Regions from separate parts of the Mus musculus genome. Here all the other regions are linked to region 1. Evidence: chromatin loops called from intact Hi-C (ENCODE). Cell type or tissue: heart. All regions are shown on one strand.

Region 1 (2,500 bases):
GGGGCGGGGGGGAGAGAATGGGATCTAAGTTTCAACAATAAATGTTAGTATAGAAGAAAGAGTCGGAGGAATTGGAGAGACAGCTCAGTGGATAATAAAGCCCCTGGCATAAAAAAAAAAAAGACTTGAGCTCAAATCCTCAACACCCATGAAAAAATGCTGGGGAGGGGGAGAAGGCCGATCAAAACTCAATGGGCAGCCAGTTTAGGCAAACTGATGCGCTCCAGTTCCTGTGAGAGTCCTGTGTAGTGGTGCACACCTTTAAATCCAGCAGAGAGTGTCTGAGTTCAGGGCTAACTTGGCTGACATAGTTTTCCTGGCCAGCCAGGTCTCCATAGTGAGGCACTGTCTCAATAAATAGGGCAAAGAGCTACTGAGGGAGGGAAGCCACTCATCATCGATCTCTGGCCTACACACCAATAGCTGCAGACAATCAACAAGAGAAAGATGGAGTGGACGAGGATCAGCAGAGAGCCTGAGAACCCCAAGGAAGAAATCCTGGGGGGGGAGGGATTCTCAACTATGCCACATTATCAGCAACGCGATTTCAGGCAAGCTCCTTCACCGAGCTCCAACTCACGACGAGACAGGTCATTTCCGAGCTACCGTGGCGAGCAGCGCGCCTAACATCTGCATCACCATCACTATTATATGGGACACCCCCGCCCCCCGAGCCTCCTTCCCCGACCCCGTGACCTCACAAAGTGTGTCGTCACAGGACGCGTGTCCAAAGAGACAACCTGGACTACCGAGGGGGCCGGCGGTGGCCGCGATCTATCTGACTGCGGCCATTCTTCCGGAGAATAACCCCCGGCTCCAACTGCAGACCCGAGGCGGGTTCGGATCAATGAGGCCGGGCACGACCGCAATTGCCAGCGCGGCCCGACGGAGGCGGTTAAGCGCCTTCTTCTATGACCTTCTTCCGAAGGCCGCTTGCTCCCGGCTGGGGAGCCGTCTGCGCTCCGGCCGGCTGCTCGCCTAACCCGGGGGACATGGGGCATGGAGTGACAGAGTTTCCCGGCGCGTCCCGCACGCCTTCCCACTCCCGGAGCACCGCTGCTTCCCCGGGCCTGCACCTCCAGCCACCTCGGAAACTCCCGCGCCCTTCGGCCCGTTGTCCTCGCCGCCCTCGTCGCCCTCGTCGCCCTCGCCGCCCCGCTTGACAGTCGTCACCTGTCAGCGCCCCGCAGCTCAGCGCGCCCCGCCGTCCAGACAGCAGCAGGCCGCGGCTTGACCCCTGCGGCTTCCCGTCCGCGCGCGGGCCGCTCGGCTCCAGCCCAGGGCCTACCAGAGGCAGATGAGCTCACCTAGCTTCACGACCGTGTCGGCCATGCACCGGTCCCACTTTCTGCCCAGCTCGGACTCCGACATGTTCCTCACTGGCAACTCCAGCACTCTTCACGGCCGGCCCCCGCGCTCCTACTGATGGCAAGTCTCGCGAGAGCCGGCCGCCACCATAAGCTTCCGGCCGGAGCCGGCGCGCCAAATATCGCGGGATCACATACGTCGTCCCTGGCTTCCGGCTTTTCTTCGCTCGGTCGTCAAGGTGACAGGTTGCCTGGGAGCCGGAGGTGACCCTGACCTTGGAGATAGCGGAAGGGAAGCGAAGACTGACTACATCCAGAGTACAGAAGGCCTTGTCTTTCCTGGGTTTTTCATATTTGTACATAATTATTTTGGCCATTGCCCTCCTCCCGTTCTACTGTTGCCCTCTTTCATCCTCCATTTTATACCTACTGAACCCCATCTTCCTCATGTGTGTATGTGTATATATGTGTGTATGTATATGTATACATGTATATATATAAAATATACGTATATTATATATCTATATTATATATAATAAAACATATAACAAATAAAATAATGTGTGTGTGTGTGTGTGTGTATATATATATATATATATATGTTATATACTTTGTTTTTGTTTTTGTTTTTTTTTTTTTTTGAGGCAGGGTCTCTCTGTGTAGCCCTGGCTGTCCTGGAACTCACTCTGTAGACCAGACTGGCCTTGAACTCAGAAAACCCCTGCTTCTGCCTCCCAAGTGCTGGGATTAGAGGCATGTGCCACCACTGCCCGGCATGTTATATGAGGGTTTGGTTTTGTTTTCTGTTTCTCTGATTGTCTCTGTTTTGTTTTGTTTTGTTTTTCAGAGACAGGGATTCTCTGTGTAGCCCTGGCTGTCCTGGACCTGGCTCTGTAGAGCAGGCTGGCCTTGAATTAAGAGATCTACCTGTCTCTGCCTTGTAGGGCTGAGATCAAAGATGTGCACCACTCCATCCACAGTTTAATTAGGGTTGTCTGCATGGCCACAGTCGGGGAGTATTTATTTGAGCATGAACGACTTCCATTCAAATGGATTTAAAAACAACCCCCCACCCTGCTGCATTTTATACAGAGTGTGTGGGTGCCTGCGCATGCCCTATAATGGCACATGTGGGAGTCAGAGGACAGCTAGTGGGAGTGGGTGCCCCTCCACCCTGTGGGTGCCAGGGACTG
Region 2 (2,500 bases), 120 kb after region 1:
AGGTCCAAAGGTTCACTTCTGAAAGGCGAGGGCGCCGGGAATTAGATTATCCGGAGAGCTGAACCACTCCAGCTTTTGTGCCTTTTTTTTTTTTTTAAGGGTTCATCTCAAGTTTCTTTTTCTGGTTGAACAATTTTTTTCAACATTAATAACTAATGGAGAAGAGGAAGAGGCAAAGTGGAACCATATGACAGCGCACACGGCCTTGCCTGTGGCCGGAAGCTTCTGATTTGTGTCCGCTTTCATGCGATCAGCTGTTGGGTTAGATAGTAGGAAAACACGCCATTTGGGCAAGAGCAGTGCTGCAATTTACCTCTCAACCGAGCTGAACTGTGTCCCTGTCCCTTCCTTAGACGCTGGCTTGTGTGACTTGGGTCAGCTTGTTTCTCAGGCCCCGTGTGCCTCTTCTTTAAAGTAGAGGTCTCTGGGCCACCAGGATGGCTCAGTGCATAAAAGCGTTGCCACCGAGACTGAAGACCTGAGTTTGATTCCCAGGTTCCACGTAGTGGAAGGAGAGAACCAACTCCCACAAGTGGTGTCTGACCTCAGTGTCTGCACTATGGCACGGGCACTTTCTTAAAAAATGAATGAGTGAGTGGGTGGGTGGGTGAGTGAGTGCGTGAGTGAATGAATATAGTCTTAAAGAAAAAAATAGTCTCTGTGAAAACCTGTCCTGGGGATAAAGGAGTGATGGCAATAGATTGGAACCCATGGTGACAGAACTCGTCTTTTCTATGGTTTATCGTCACTGTTGTCTGGTTTTTTCCATGTTGTCTCTGTGGGTCTTGAACTCAGTGGAGTCAAATGATCCTTCTGAGTCAGCCTCCTGGGTAGTTTGGACTACAGACATGTGCCTGTCCTGCCTCCCATTAAAGCTGCCTTTGCTGTGCTTGGACTGAACCCAAACCCAGGTGAGAATGCCCAGGGCGGAGGCAGGGCCTGTCCCAACAGACGTATAGCGTTACTATTCCAAGTCACTGGAAATTAAGTTGAACCCTCAGCAGCCCGGTTTGGCCAGCACCATTGCTGTTAGATGGACGTTCCACACAAAAGCTGATGGGGGTAGGTCACGTAGGCAGTGTGGAGCGCAGCCAAACACAGTCTATGCTGGCTCTGCTCCTCACAGTGCTGGAGCACGGAGTAGACTCAGGTGTTTGGACCTGGTCATTCAGCTCATTGATCACTGCAGATTCTGACACCCCGAGAGTGTGGCACAGCCAGGGGCAGGAAGAGCTGAGGCGCAGATTTAGATAACTGACTGGCTCACAGAGCCATTGTTTTCCAGCATGCTCTCAGGCAAAAGACCTCAATGCCTGCTCCCATGGGACCCAAGCATAGATTGAGACCCTCAGCAGCTGATGGGACATGGTGCTTGACTGGGGTCCCCTCATGGCTCCCTGGGCACAGTCTCCCGAGTCTCTGCTGGTATTAGGACAGCCAGTTCAGGAGCAATCAGGGTCCTCTGCTGTCCATTGGTGGAACTCCACGATGCCTGGAGAGAAGTGGGAGTCAGGGACAGGTCTGAAGGAGACTCGGGGAATATGGCAGAGTGTTAGATTGAACAACTAAAAACAGCTATCCTGTGTAACATTAGAGGGGTGGTCAAACTGGAACCGTCTTCCTTGTGACTCAAAATTCAGTTTAACTCAGCAGCCTATAGTTTCTGCACCAACTCTCAATGGGGAGGGTTTTTATACAAACTAGCATGTAGAGGAGATGGCTAGTAGTCCAGTGTTGAGAAGGTGGATAGAGGACAGGATGAGGGGCAGGACTGACACATGGTACACGAATGTACACGCATGTGCATGCGCACACCCCATGTGCCTAGGGCAGCTGCTCCCACACTGTATAGCCACACTGTATAGTCTGTACTTGTTTCCAGTGACAGCACAGTGTCATTCTAGACTAGGTTGTCTTTTATCAGAAGAGGGATTGATGCAAACAGAACTTGAAAATATGGCCCAACTTAAGAACTTGTCTTTTAGGGACCTGAGCAGGCAGAGCCAACTAGCTGTCTGTGACCCATCCTAGGTACTTGTGTGCTCGGGCACATCCTATGTCCTGCACGATCTCCATAGTTTTCCACTGTGTGCTGCCATGGTAAGGGCTCAGTTGAGTGTATGTTCTTCTGTGGTTGTTTGGAGGCGTGGGCTTGCAGAAGTCTGGGATTAGCTCTTTAGGGGTGGCTAGTCTCTGGCATAGTTTGCCTGGTTCTGTCCTTCTGTCATTACTGTGACTCTTCAGGCTGGGCTTGGGGCTTTGGTTTGGTAGTGGTGTTATTTGTTCGTTTTGCTGGTAACTTGAGACACTGAGAATTGAATTGAGGACCTCATGTGCAGTAGGCAAGCACTCTACCACTGAACTATCTTCCCGGATGTCTGTTTTCTCATAACACAAGGTCTTAAGTTACTCAAGTAGGCTTGAAACTCACTGTACAACCCAGCCAGTCTTTGAACTTAGGATCCTCCTGCTTCAGCCTCCCAAATATTTAGGACTGTGC
Region 3 (2,500 bases), 120 kb after region 1:
TCAAGTGGGAAGGAGCCCTCCAGTCCAAGTCGAGTTGAGGTTCTGAGGGGCCAACCTGAAATCTGTGTCCACTGGCTTCTCCAAAATTCAGACATCTCCACTTTCTTAGCCTGTCATTGCTCTTCATGGCTGCAGAGCGAACACCTTTGTCCCTGAGTGCCCTGAATCTAGAAACTGTCCAAGGCGGGGCAGGAGATGGGTGGGGTAGGCTGCACAGATTAAATGGTTATTGCAAAGAGTCAGGGTGAACTAGGACACACCAAGCCGTCCCCGGCCACTACCTGCAGGAGCCAGATCTTCCAGACCCATTCCCACGTTAGGATTTTCTCCTTCCAGATTGTTGGAATCCAGACACCCAAGGCCACCTCTGAGGGTTTTTCCCAGTCACAAAGTGGCCCAGTTTCTAGCTTTCTCCCCTCTTGTCGAAGTCTTCTTTTCTTTGAGGCTATTGGAGCACCTCATCTGCTAACCCCTCCTCAGGTTGCTGCTGACTCCGTGGTGCCAGCAGCCAGGCATGGCACTAAAGCTCTGGCAACCAGAGAACTGGTTGGTTTTGCACTTCTTGAAAACAAACATGTCCAGTTGGTGCCCCTTCCTTGCCAGGCCACCTGGTTACCACACTTGCAGCTCAGGCTCCTGCAGAATTCTTAGCCATGTGTTTCTAGGGTGCTGATCTGTTTCAGTATCTAAAATATGAAGTGGGGGTCTTTGGGCACCTTAAAAGTGGAAGCTCCTGTTAAGCTAAGCCCTTGCCCTCCTCATGTGGCCTCAGTTTCCTCCCAGGTGAGATGAGACTTGCACTTGGGTTGGAGCAGCTGTCTGGGTGGGTCCTGGGCGCTTGGTCTTCGTGCGCTAACACCTCCTCAGGTCCCAGAGTCCGCTTTTCACTGGAGAACTATGGCAAGGTTCCGCAAGACTCCGCAGGCAGTCTTCTGAAGGTGGGGACACAGGTACCTGGTCCCAGACTCTCTCCACTGACTGCTAACTTTCTGACTTGGGATCAGCCCCAGCCTGAGTGACTCTAAAGCCTGTTGTCTGCCACATGGTTATGCCTACAGCTGCTCCCAGGAATAGATTTCCCTCATCACTGCAGGTCACCAGCAGATGGCTGGCTCCAAATACAGATGCTGCCACCAGAGAAAATGCCAGTAGGCAGCTGCTCAGTGTGCATACAGTATGGCCTTTACCTCTCCACGCTGCAAGGGGGGTCTGTCCTCCATCATTAAAGAAATGCTGATGGGGAGGGAGGCAGCCGTGGTACCCACGAAGGAGCCTGAAGCCAGGTGTCAACACCAAATGGCCACACTAGCTGGGCTAGGGTGGGCTCCAGACTGCTTTTGGCAAGGTGTTTTGGGAGTTTGGGGCCCACCCTTCTCTTGGGTCAGTGGCCCTCGTCTGGCCAGACACTGTGCTCTGTAATTGGGTGGTTTGCGCCTGCCCCTTTGCTGCATGTGTTTGTAGGCCTGCTGAGCTGGCAATTAAGGCTCATTAGAGACCCTGTCAGTCATAATGTGCACAGAGCCTGCCTGGGAGAGGCCTCCTGAAAGGCTGGGCTGTTGAGCCCTAGGCCTCTGAAATTGGTCTCTGCAAATGATTCTGGATGCTTGGTGTGCCACAGGAGAGGTGTGAGCAGCTCTCTCCACGCTGCAGACTGCCAGGTCCTGGTGGGCCCGTTACCTTTTATGTAATTGAAACCTTTGCCTAAGAGCAAAATTGAAGTTACAGATGGTGGACAAGTATCAGATGGAGGCCCAGAGTGGGGACCTGACAGCAGGCCACTCTAAGGACAGATGCAGAGCCAAACAGGAGACTGGATTGTCCTTAATCTCCATTACCCTTCTTTCTAGAATGTATGGGGACACGTAATTCCTGGTGACTAGAAGCTAGACTAGCTTTCCCAGTTGAGAACACAGCCTCAGGAGGTTTATGCCCAGCTAGGACTGAGCATCCTTCACATAAGTCAGCTGCCCCCACCCCCAGTGTGAGGAGGGTTGTGTGGCAAATGTATTCTAAGCTGAGGCCCTCCTGCCTTCCTAGAGCAGAGACTCTCTGACCTTCCTTCCCACTTGTACAACTTAGAGTAGTCATTGGTAATTAATTGTATGCTGTGACTTCAAGTCTCTAGTTCCCAAGGAAGCTCCTGCTGGCTCCTGAGACCCCCATAGGAGATAATGGTGTTCATTCTTCCAACTCCTGAGTGTGTAAAGTAAATCCTGCCTATGTGTCAACCATAGGTGAACACAGCACCCCACCCCACCCCCCAGATTCCCAGACTCTGGAGGCAGGAGCTGTACACACTTTGCAAGATGTGCAATCAGAGATGAATGGGATTCAGTGTCTCCTGGAACTGAGTTGTGTGACTGGGGACATCACCCTGCAGCCAGTGAGTTGGTCTGAGTTAGCTGGGTCTTAGTACCCCACCCCCACCCCCCAATATCTAGGTGAGTCCAAGATCCTGTCTCATGCCCAGGATCTGTTTCTTCAGGTGTCCCTGTTCTTG

What was found. Hi-C counts contacts between places; a loop is a spot of excess contacts. Peaks named below come from ENCODE experiments on the same cell type or tissue, not always from the same donor. Only the 100,000 strongest peaks of a DNase experiment are listed, where the experiment ranks them.
Region 2: it touches region 1 in a loop (1.9-fold over the local background); 4 of 42 quality-filtered maps call a loop at or near these places.
Region 3: a loop joins it to region 1, with 1.9 times the contacts of the local background. A loop is called at or near these places in 4 of 42 quality-filtered maps.

Annotation. Positions count from the first base shown.
Region 1 is chr4:139,129,615-139,132,114 of GRCm38, forward strand. It overlaps Micos10 (mitochondrial contact site and cristae organizing system subunit 10), which reads right to left and starts at 1,499. Exons shown (of 4, transcript NM_001163006.2): 1 at 1,308-1,499. The coding sequence starts at 1,371. In heart, no CTCF peak of the experiment used is centred here; DNase peaks (open chromatin) are centred at 727 and 1,487; H3K4me3 peaks cover 1,794 bases; H3K27ac peaks cover 2,027 bases.
Region 2 is chr4:139,252,380-139,254,879 of GRCm38, forward strand. The region is part of intron 2 of Capzb (capping protein (actin filament) muscle Z-line, beta); the gene reads left to right. Among named protein-coding and RNA genes, the nearest start is that of Slc66a1, 57 kb to the right of the region's middle. In heart, a CTCF peak has its summit at 1,491; a DNase peak (open chromatin) is centred at 1,072.
Region 3 is chr4:139,245,201-139,247,700 of GRCm38, forward strand. The region is part of intron 2 of Capzb (capping protein (actin filament) muscle Z-line, beta); the gene reads left to right. Among named protein-coding and RNA genes, the nearest start is that of Capzb, 54 kb to the left of the region's middle. In heart, a CTCF peak has its summit at 1,062 (motif pointing right); a DNase peak (open chromatin) is centred at 1,041; H3K27ac peaks cover 1,363 bases.